2 separate regions of the Homo sapiens genome follow, and region 2 is linked to region 1. A link is a contact called in ENCODE Hi-C or POLR2A ChIA-PET data. All regions are on one chromosome and are shown on one strand. The core of a region is the stretch at or near the end of the contact, and the rest is flanking DNA. Distances in the headings are between cores, read along the strand shown. Region 1 holds the start of TMEM185B (transmembrane protein 185B). Region 2 holds the start of WDR33 (WD repeat domain 33).

Evidence for each region. Hi-C counts contacts between places; a loop is a spot of excess contacts on that map. ChIA-PET counts read pairs that join two places held with the same protein, here RNA polymerase II (POLR2A). Pooled maps may share reads with other maps.
Region 2: a loop to region 1 is called in a pooled map, with 4 times the contacts of the local background. The contact joins the promoter of WDR33 here to the promoter of TMEM185B in region 1. A Hi-C loop is called at or near these places in 2 of 50 pooled maps. POLR2A ChIA-PET finds 5 or more read pairs at or near these places in 2 of 52 experiments (GM12878 and naive thymus-derived CD4-positive, alpha-beta T cell).

The regions. Positions count from the first base shown.
Region 1 is chr2:120,220,782-120,224,715 of GRCh38, reverse strand. It overlaps TMEM185B (transmembrane protein 185B), which reads left to right and starts at 1,316. Exons shown (of 1, transcript NM_024121.3): 1 at 1,316-3,934. The coding sequence starts at 1,740. The coding sequence ends at 2,792. RefSeq lists an enhancer at 360-1,023 and silencers at 1,118-1,278, 998-1,367, 1,518-1,717.
Region 2 is chr2:127,809,418-127,813,373 of GRCh38, reverse strand. It overlaps WDR33 (WD repeat domain 33), which reads left to right and starts at 2,203. Exons shown (of 22, transcript NM_018383.5): 1 at 2,203-2,362. It overlaps LOC124907885 (a long non-coding RNA gene), which reads right to left and starts at 2,123. Exons shown (of 2, transcript XR_007087230.1): 1 at 1,231-2,123; 2 at 1-862. RefSeq lists enhancers at 1,902-1,971, 2,242-2,531, 2,552-2,631, 2,712-2,791, 2,198-3,138 and 1 more.

The DNA of each region.
Region 1 (3,934 bases), core at 67-2,566:
CTATGAAGTCAGCCTTAAGGGCTGAGCCTGAGGACTGGTGAAGCTCACTCAGCTGGACTCCCTTCCCCAGGGCCACAGATTGCCTGTGGCTGAAGTGAAGTTGTGGAGAGCGCCTCGGGGGCTGGGACTGTCCGCCCGACACCTGGACACCCTGCTCATGCCCGCCTGGGGCAGTGCTGTGAGGGTGCGGGAGGGCCACTCCGCGGAGGCCCTGACAGGCCATGCGTTCCTCTGATGGCCTGTCCCACTTCAGAGCCCAGGACCTGCGTGACAACATCCCACAGCCACTTCAGGAAAAGAGGACTAGGAGAGACTGGTGAGGGCAGCCAGGGCTCTGCTGAGCAGTGGGACAGCGGGGAAGACAGAAATCCTCCAGGGTCTGCCCAGATGGCCAGAGGGCGAAAGGGGTGCTCCAAATCACAGACCCGCTGCAGCCTTGCCCTTAGACACCACCCAGGTCTGTCCCCCAACTTCATAGACCAGGAAACTGAGGCCCAGAGAGAAAGAGGTGAATTTGCCTAGGTTTCTCAGCTGATGGGTGGCACGGCCTGGACAAGAACCCAAATCTCTTGACCTCTGGTCCAGTACCCTTTTCCAAAGGAAAAGGAAAACATGGTTTTGCGAGAATAACACAGAGACAGGGCCAAATAAGTCAAAATGAGGACTAGACACTTGAAGGTAGGAGCCCTGTATCTGCGACGCGATTCTCTGTTAACCTGCCGGGTGACCTGGGGCAGAAAGCAACCCCCAACCCTGGTCTGGATCCAGTTTCCTCCCGAGTGGGGTCTAACACCCTCACCAGCACCTTCCACTCTGGAGTGAGAGGGACAGGTACAAGAGCGCCGCTGCCGCCTGGGATCTCTGCACAGCCACTTCGCAGGCAGCCTGAGAAACGTCCGTTGCTCCACCAGGCGGAGTTCTGCCCCGCGAGTCTTCATCCCAGGTAAGGCCCCCCCACCTCGTGCCCTGAGTCTACGCGCGGGCCTTTTCCTTTGAGCCAGGGATACACCCGCCGCCGGCCCCCACAGGTCTGCGCTCATGCACATCGCCTTGCATCCGTTCAGTTACCGGCACCCGCTCCCTCGCTCGCAAACTCCCGCACTAGCCCGGCCACCGCCTCTGCTCGCGCGCGCGGGGTGCTGGAGCCTCACCGCGGGCGCTCTAGCCCCGGGCGGGTTCCCGGGAAGCCGCGGCGAGCGCGGGGAGGCGAGGATCCCGGCAGAGATGGGTAGGGTGCCAACGCCCAGGCCCCGCCCTCTCCACCCGGCCCCGCCCCCGCAGGGCCCGCCCCGGCCGGCAGGGAGGATGTGAGCTCACTCCCGCCTCCATGTTCCCGGAGTCGCCTGGAAGCGTCCGCCCAAGGTCGCGGGCCGCTTGGGGAGTCAGCAGCGCGCCAGGCCCCTTCGGGCCCCACACGCATTAGGTGCCTTCTTGATGGGTACGGAGTGAACGCGGGCGGCGGCGGGACCGAGGCAGCGCCCAGTTTGTAACCGCCGCGCCGCCCGTGCCCGCGCGCGCCACACCCCAGCGCGCTTCCGGCCGGGCCACGTGACCGCGCGTGCACGTGTTCCGGCCTCTCCGCTTCGCCGCTCCGAACCTCCTCCTGGTCGTCCCGGCATTCGTCCACGCGGAGCCGGCTTGGGCGGGGCCCGGGAGGCGGCGGCCGGAGAAGCCGCGGAGACGCGAGCGCCGAGCGTCGCGAGGGAGCAGGCCCGGGCAGGCAAGCGGCGGCCTCCGCCATGAACCCCAGGGGCCTGTTCCAGGACTTCAACCCCAGTAAGTTTCTCATCTACACCTGCCTGCTGCTCTTCTCGGTGCTGCTGCCCCTCCGCCTGGACGGCATCATCCAATGGAGCTACTGGGCCGTCTTTGCCCCCATATGGCTGTGGAAGCTTCTAGTCGTCGCAGGCGCCTCCGTGGGCGCGGGCGTTTGGGCCCGCAACCCTCGCTACCGCACCGAGGGAGAGGCCTGTGTGGAGTTCAAAGCCATGCTGATCGCTGTGGGCATCCACCTGCTGCTGCTCATGTTCGAAGTCCTGGTCTGCGACAGGGTGGAGAGGGGCACCCACTTCTGGCTGCTGGTCTTCATGCCTCTCTTCTTCGTGTCCCCCGTGTCCGTGGCTGCCTGCGTCTGGGGCTTTCGACACGATAGGTCGCTGGAGCTGGAGATCCTGTGCTCGGTCAACATCCTGCAGTTCATCTTCATCGCCCTAAAGCTGGACAGGATTATTCACTGGCCGTGGCTGGTGGTGTTTGTGCCCCTGTGGATCCTCATGTCGTTCCTTTGCCTGGTCGTCCTCTATTACATCGTCTGGTCCCTCCTGTTCCTGCGGTCCCTGGATGTGGTTGCCGAGCAGCGGAGAACACACGTGACCATGGCTATCAGTTGGATAACGATTGTCGTGCCTCTGCTCACTTTTGAGGTCCTGCTGGTTCACAGATTGGATGGCCACAATACATTCTCCTACGTCTCCATATTTGTCCCCCTTTGGCTTTCCTTACTAACTTTAATGGCCACAACATTTAGGCGAAAGGGGGGCAATCATTGGTGGTTTGGCATTCGCAGAGACTTCTGTCAGTTTCTGCTTGAAATTTTCCCATTTTTAAGAGAATATGGGAACATTTCATATGATCTCCATCACGAAGATAGTGAAGATGCTGAAGAAACATCAGTTCCAGAAGCTCCGAAAATTGCTCCAATATTTGGAAAGAAGGCCAGAGTAGTTATAACCCAGAGCCCTGGGAAATACGTTCCCCCCCCTCCCAAGTTAAATATTGATATGCCAGATTAAACTCCTAGAGAGGACCCAGGCACACACAGACTCCACTTGGCCTTCGCCTCTTGTTCATTCATCCCAAACCTGGAAATGGAAACAGGCTTCAAACACTCGTCTCACGCCGTGTTTGAGATCACCGCCTCATCAGTATGCATCATAGATGGAGGTGGTTTCAGTATGTGGGTGTGTGTGATGTGTACCTGGGTAAGAGACTTGCTTTCCAGGTTCGCACTTTCAGGTGTAGCTGGGGGCAGTAAGTCGAATTGTTTTAGTAGGTCCTCAAAAGGAATAACCACACAGCTGTTTGTTTAAATGCTACTGTACCTATCAAAACTATTGTTTAAAAAGTATTTTTATACACTGCTAATCTAAAATTGTATTTCAGATTGTGCCTGTCATAACAATAGCAAATGTAAAAAGTTCTCTTTCCCACCACTTGTTTATAAACCTCATAGTTGATATTTTTAGTGTTCCTACTGTTAAAATACTCTCTCCTTGGGCTTTGCTGATACTGGTCTTTAATATTCTGATAGGTGAATTTTTCTAATGGAATGAACCCATGCATATATAGTATTTATATGAATATTTTAGCAGTGTAATATGTTGAATTCTAGTTCTCTGCATTACCATTATTACGTTAAAGTATTTTTTAAAGCTTAGGTGTGAAGATATGTGTCTATTGCAGATGTCCTTGAAAACTGCATAAAACAGTATGTGCCTGGTGTGGATCTTACCAAAGTACTAGGCATGAATGTAGGGACTGCAAATCCCATGGGTCTTAATATTTAGGTGTTAGTAACCAAGGTCTCTGGTAGTACCCGTTAGTAGAGGAAGAGGCCACTGCCCTTGGGAACTTGTGACAGGCTCTAGTGTGGTACCAGGCCATAAAGTGACACTGTTATTTAGCAACTTGAATTTTTCCACACAGGTAGTAACTGTGTGGAAATAAGCAACAAGTGGTTTGTCCATTTCTAAGAATCTTAAACTATTAGTTGGCTGTAGTGTGAAGCATTACTTGTCATTGGAAAGATGGAGAGAGTGGCCTTAACCGGAAGTGGTCAGTAGAAGCAGGTGTCATTTTAAGGGCCAAACTTTAATCTGTCAGCAATAGGGAAACAACTGTTCAAATTATCTTTGTAGATAAGAACAGTGTTTCT
Region 2 (3,956 bases), core at 954-3,453, 7.6 Mb before region 1:
CCATTCCCTACCTTCAGCCCTTGAGAATCCTGCCTTCTATCCTGGCTTTCCTGCCTTGCACTCAGGGTGTCCATGGCTTCCTTCCATCCTAACCTAAGCTCATCACACAGAACTGGAATTGTCTGGCCTCCTTACATATTTCTAGACACATATCAAAATAAGATTATAGGGGCTGGGCGTGGTGGCGCATGGCCTGTAATCCCAGCACTTTGGGAGGCTGAGGCAGGAGGATTGCTTGAACCCAGGAGTTTGAGACCGCCCTGGGCAACATAATCAGATCTTGTCTCTGTCTCACGTGTCCGTGTGAAGAGACCACCAAACAGGCTTTGTGTGAGCAACAAGGCTGTTTATTTCACCTGGGTGCAGGTGGGCTGAGTCCGAAAAGAGAGTCAGCAAAGGGTGGTGGGATTATCATTAGTTCTTACAGGTTTTGGGATAGGCATTGGAGTTTGGAGCAATGTTTTGTGGGCAGGGGGTGGATCTCACAAAGTACATTCTCAAGGGTGGGAGAATTATAAAGAACCTTCTTAAGGGTCGGGGAAATTACAAAGTACATTGATCAGTTAGGGTGGGGCAGAAACAAATTACAATGGTGGAATGTCATCAGTTAAGGCTATTTTCACTTTTGTGGATCTTCAGTTGCTTCAGGCCATCTGGATGTATACGTGCAAGTCACTGGGGATATGATGGCTTAGCTTGGGCTCTGAGGCCTGACAGTCTCTACTAAAATTAGCTGGGTATGGGTGTCCTGGTACAGGTCATTAGTCTGAGCTACTAGGGAGGCTGAGGTGAGAGGATCACTTGAGCCCGGGAGGTTGAGGCTGCAGTGAGTTATGATCACCCTGGGTGAGAGACCTTGTCTCTAAAAAAAGAAAAAATATAGAAGTTTATAAACATTTCTGATGTTATCATAAAAACTTTAGATACTGTGTAATGTCTGCATGATAGTCTACGTATGGATGTGCCATTATTTAATCACTGTCTGCTACTGTTTCCTTTTTTTTTTGCTATCATTAATACCTCAAAGATTAGTACACAAATCTTACTCACATCTCTGAGGCTATCCTTAGAATAGATTTTTGGAAGGGGATTATGGAGTCAAAAGTAAGACTTCTTTGAGACAGGGTCTTACTCTGCTTCCAAGACTTAAGTGCACTGGCACGATCTTGGCTCACTGCGCCCTCCAACTCCTGGGCTCAAGTGATCCTCCCACCCCAGTCTCCCAAGTACCCATCACAGGAACGATCACAGGAAGGCGGTCACAGGAACGCACCCCGACGCGCAAAGATGGGATCTCGCCATGTTCCCCAGGCTGGTACGATTCCTGATTCATACTGGAGAACAACTTGCTGTGCAGTTATATTTTGAACCTCATCAAAATGGAATCATACAGCGTCCTCTTCTTTGTGCCTAAGTTAACAGTAGCTGCTATTCGTTCAGGCTGTTGCGTTTATCCGTAACTTCCTATTTCTCTGTAGAAATCCACTGTATGATACACCACAATTTAGCCACTCAACTGCTGATGGACATTTAGGTTACCAGTTTTTTACTACTACGAATAAACGTGCTATGGACATTCTTGCACATGCCTTTGGTGGACGTATGCACTCATTCCTCTTGAAGTGAAATTTCTGGGGTCACAAGGTAAGCGTACATTTAGCTTTGGCAGAAACTGCAGCGGTTTTCCAAAATGGTTGCATCGTGGGGCTGTTTTTCTATCTTGGTCGCTGGACTTTAAGCGAGGCGTAATCTAGAGGCACAACTGGCTCGGGTAAGGCGTGGAGCCTGACTGTGTGCCGGGATCTGCCAGGGCTGCCACCAGCTAGCTGCACGGGTGAACAGACTCAGCAAGGTGCCACAGTGGCTTCCCACAGATCCACTCTCGGTGGGCTCGGTCCAACGACCCGCTATGTCTGCCGTACTGGCCCCGTACAAATATACTCATTCACATACTGGAAAACGGGGTGTTTTTCAGAGCATACACGTTAGCTCACACTGTAAAAAAAAGTCAGCACTGCGAAACGCAGTCGCTTCTTTCCTCCAGGAGGTAGCGCGTCCTACTCGCTCCGGAACAAAGGAAGCGCTCTGCAGGGTCTCGCGGCTCGGCACCTCACCTAGGCACATGCGCAGATCGAACCTCACAGAGGCCCGCGGTCCAGGCGCGCGTGACGTAGCGCCGTCCCGCCAGTGCGTGATGACCCCAGAGCGTGCGTTCGGTGGCCCATAGGGGAAGATGGCGGCTGCTCCTTTGGAGGAGCGGGATTGAGAGGATCGGGGTGGGGAGACCAAACAAGAGAGACATTTCTGGCTCTGAAGGCGAACGCTTCGCTGGCCATTTAGGAGCTCTGCTCAAAGCCAGACGGTGAGTGCGGCGGCGACACGGGACTGCTCGCCTGCAGCAGGCAGCGGCACTCTCCGCCATTTTCGGGCTCGGCCGTTGCGTGCTTTGGGGGCCTGGACGGGCGCCTGGGCACAGGTTGGAGGAACTGGGAGAATCGACCTCGGGGCGGCTGTTCGAGGCAGGTTCGAGACTTATGGGAGGGGGCTGGAGGCTGGAGGCCAACCGGGAAAAGCGGCCATGGTTAGAACTAAGGCCCTGACTGGGAGCGGTGGCGACGAGAAGACGTAAGTCAGGCCACAGTTAAGACGTGAAGTTTGGAGGGAAATGCATTTTAACTGAGGTTTGGGGCGGGAGTGGAAAGAAGTGGGCCGAGTTGAAGTAGTTGGTTGAAAGGGTCAAGGGAAGTTAACGTGAAATCTGCAAAACAGCTGAAGACTTAGCCGTGATGTTATCGTGGCTTGAAATCGGTGCTTATTATAAGGATGAGGCTACAGCTTGACAGGCAAAGCCCTGCTTTTTTGGAATAGTTGTATTTCTATTTGGTTTGTGCTAGATCCCTGTTTCTGATTTTAAGTTGTCTTCTGGCAACTAAGTAGTGAGGATCTTAGCATGCCTTCTTAAAAGAAATGACAATGAATGTTTGTACTTGGTTGTAACCCTTGGGATTAGTGGCCCCTTCCGGAGTAAGGAGGAGGCGGCGGCGGCAGGTCGGTAGGGAATTCCGTAATTGGATCTATTTAAATCAAATCAGAAAAATACGGGCTACTTGTAGAAAGCCTGTCAAGAATGTTTTAAAGTAGTTTCTACACACATGATCTTAAGTTGACTGTTCAGGAACTTTGGAAGACATTAGAATATGAACAAAAAGCCTGCACTGAAAGGAACAACTCTGGGGAGCGTAGACTTTACTTTTTTAGTACACTCTGGAGAGCTAATGCATGCTATATATACATATATATGTGTATATATGTGTGTGTGTATGTATATATAGCCTGTGAATATGGTGCAGTGGTAAACCTACTTAATTCAAACCTTTTAGTGACAGTTATGCTAGTTGTACCTCTTGTGGCATTTTTCATTTCCTCGCCTTAATTGCATTTTACCCATTTTTTATTACTGTAAGATACTTTTGCTTTTTTTGTCTCCTTGACCGGGAGAAGATAAAATATTGTATAGATTTGAGTTTTTGCTGAGACTTGAAGTTCCATATTTAGACTATCTTCTTGAAACTTGGGGAGAAATTTTAACTTGTCTTTCCTGTACTCCTAGGAAGAATTTTGGTAGAAAGTTGGCTTATGGCCGGGCGCGGTGGCTCACGCCTGTAATCCCAGCACTTTGGGACGCCAGGGTGGGCGGATCACCTGAGGTCAGGAGTTCGAGACCAGCCTGACCAACATGGCGGAACCCCGTCTCTACTAAAAATACAAAAATTAGCTGGGTGTGGTGGTGGGCGCCTGTAATCCCAGCTACTCGGGAGGCTGAGGCAAGAGAATCACTTGAACCCCGGAGGCAGAGGTTGCAGTGAGCCAAGATCGCGCCATTGCACTCTAGCCTGGGCAACAGAGCGAGACTCCGTCTCAAAAAAAAAAAAAAAAAAAAAAAAAGGAATTTGGCT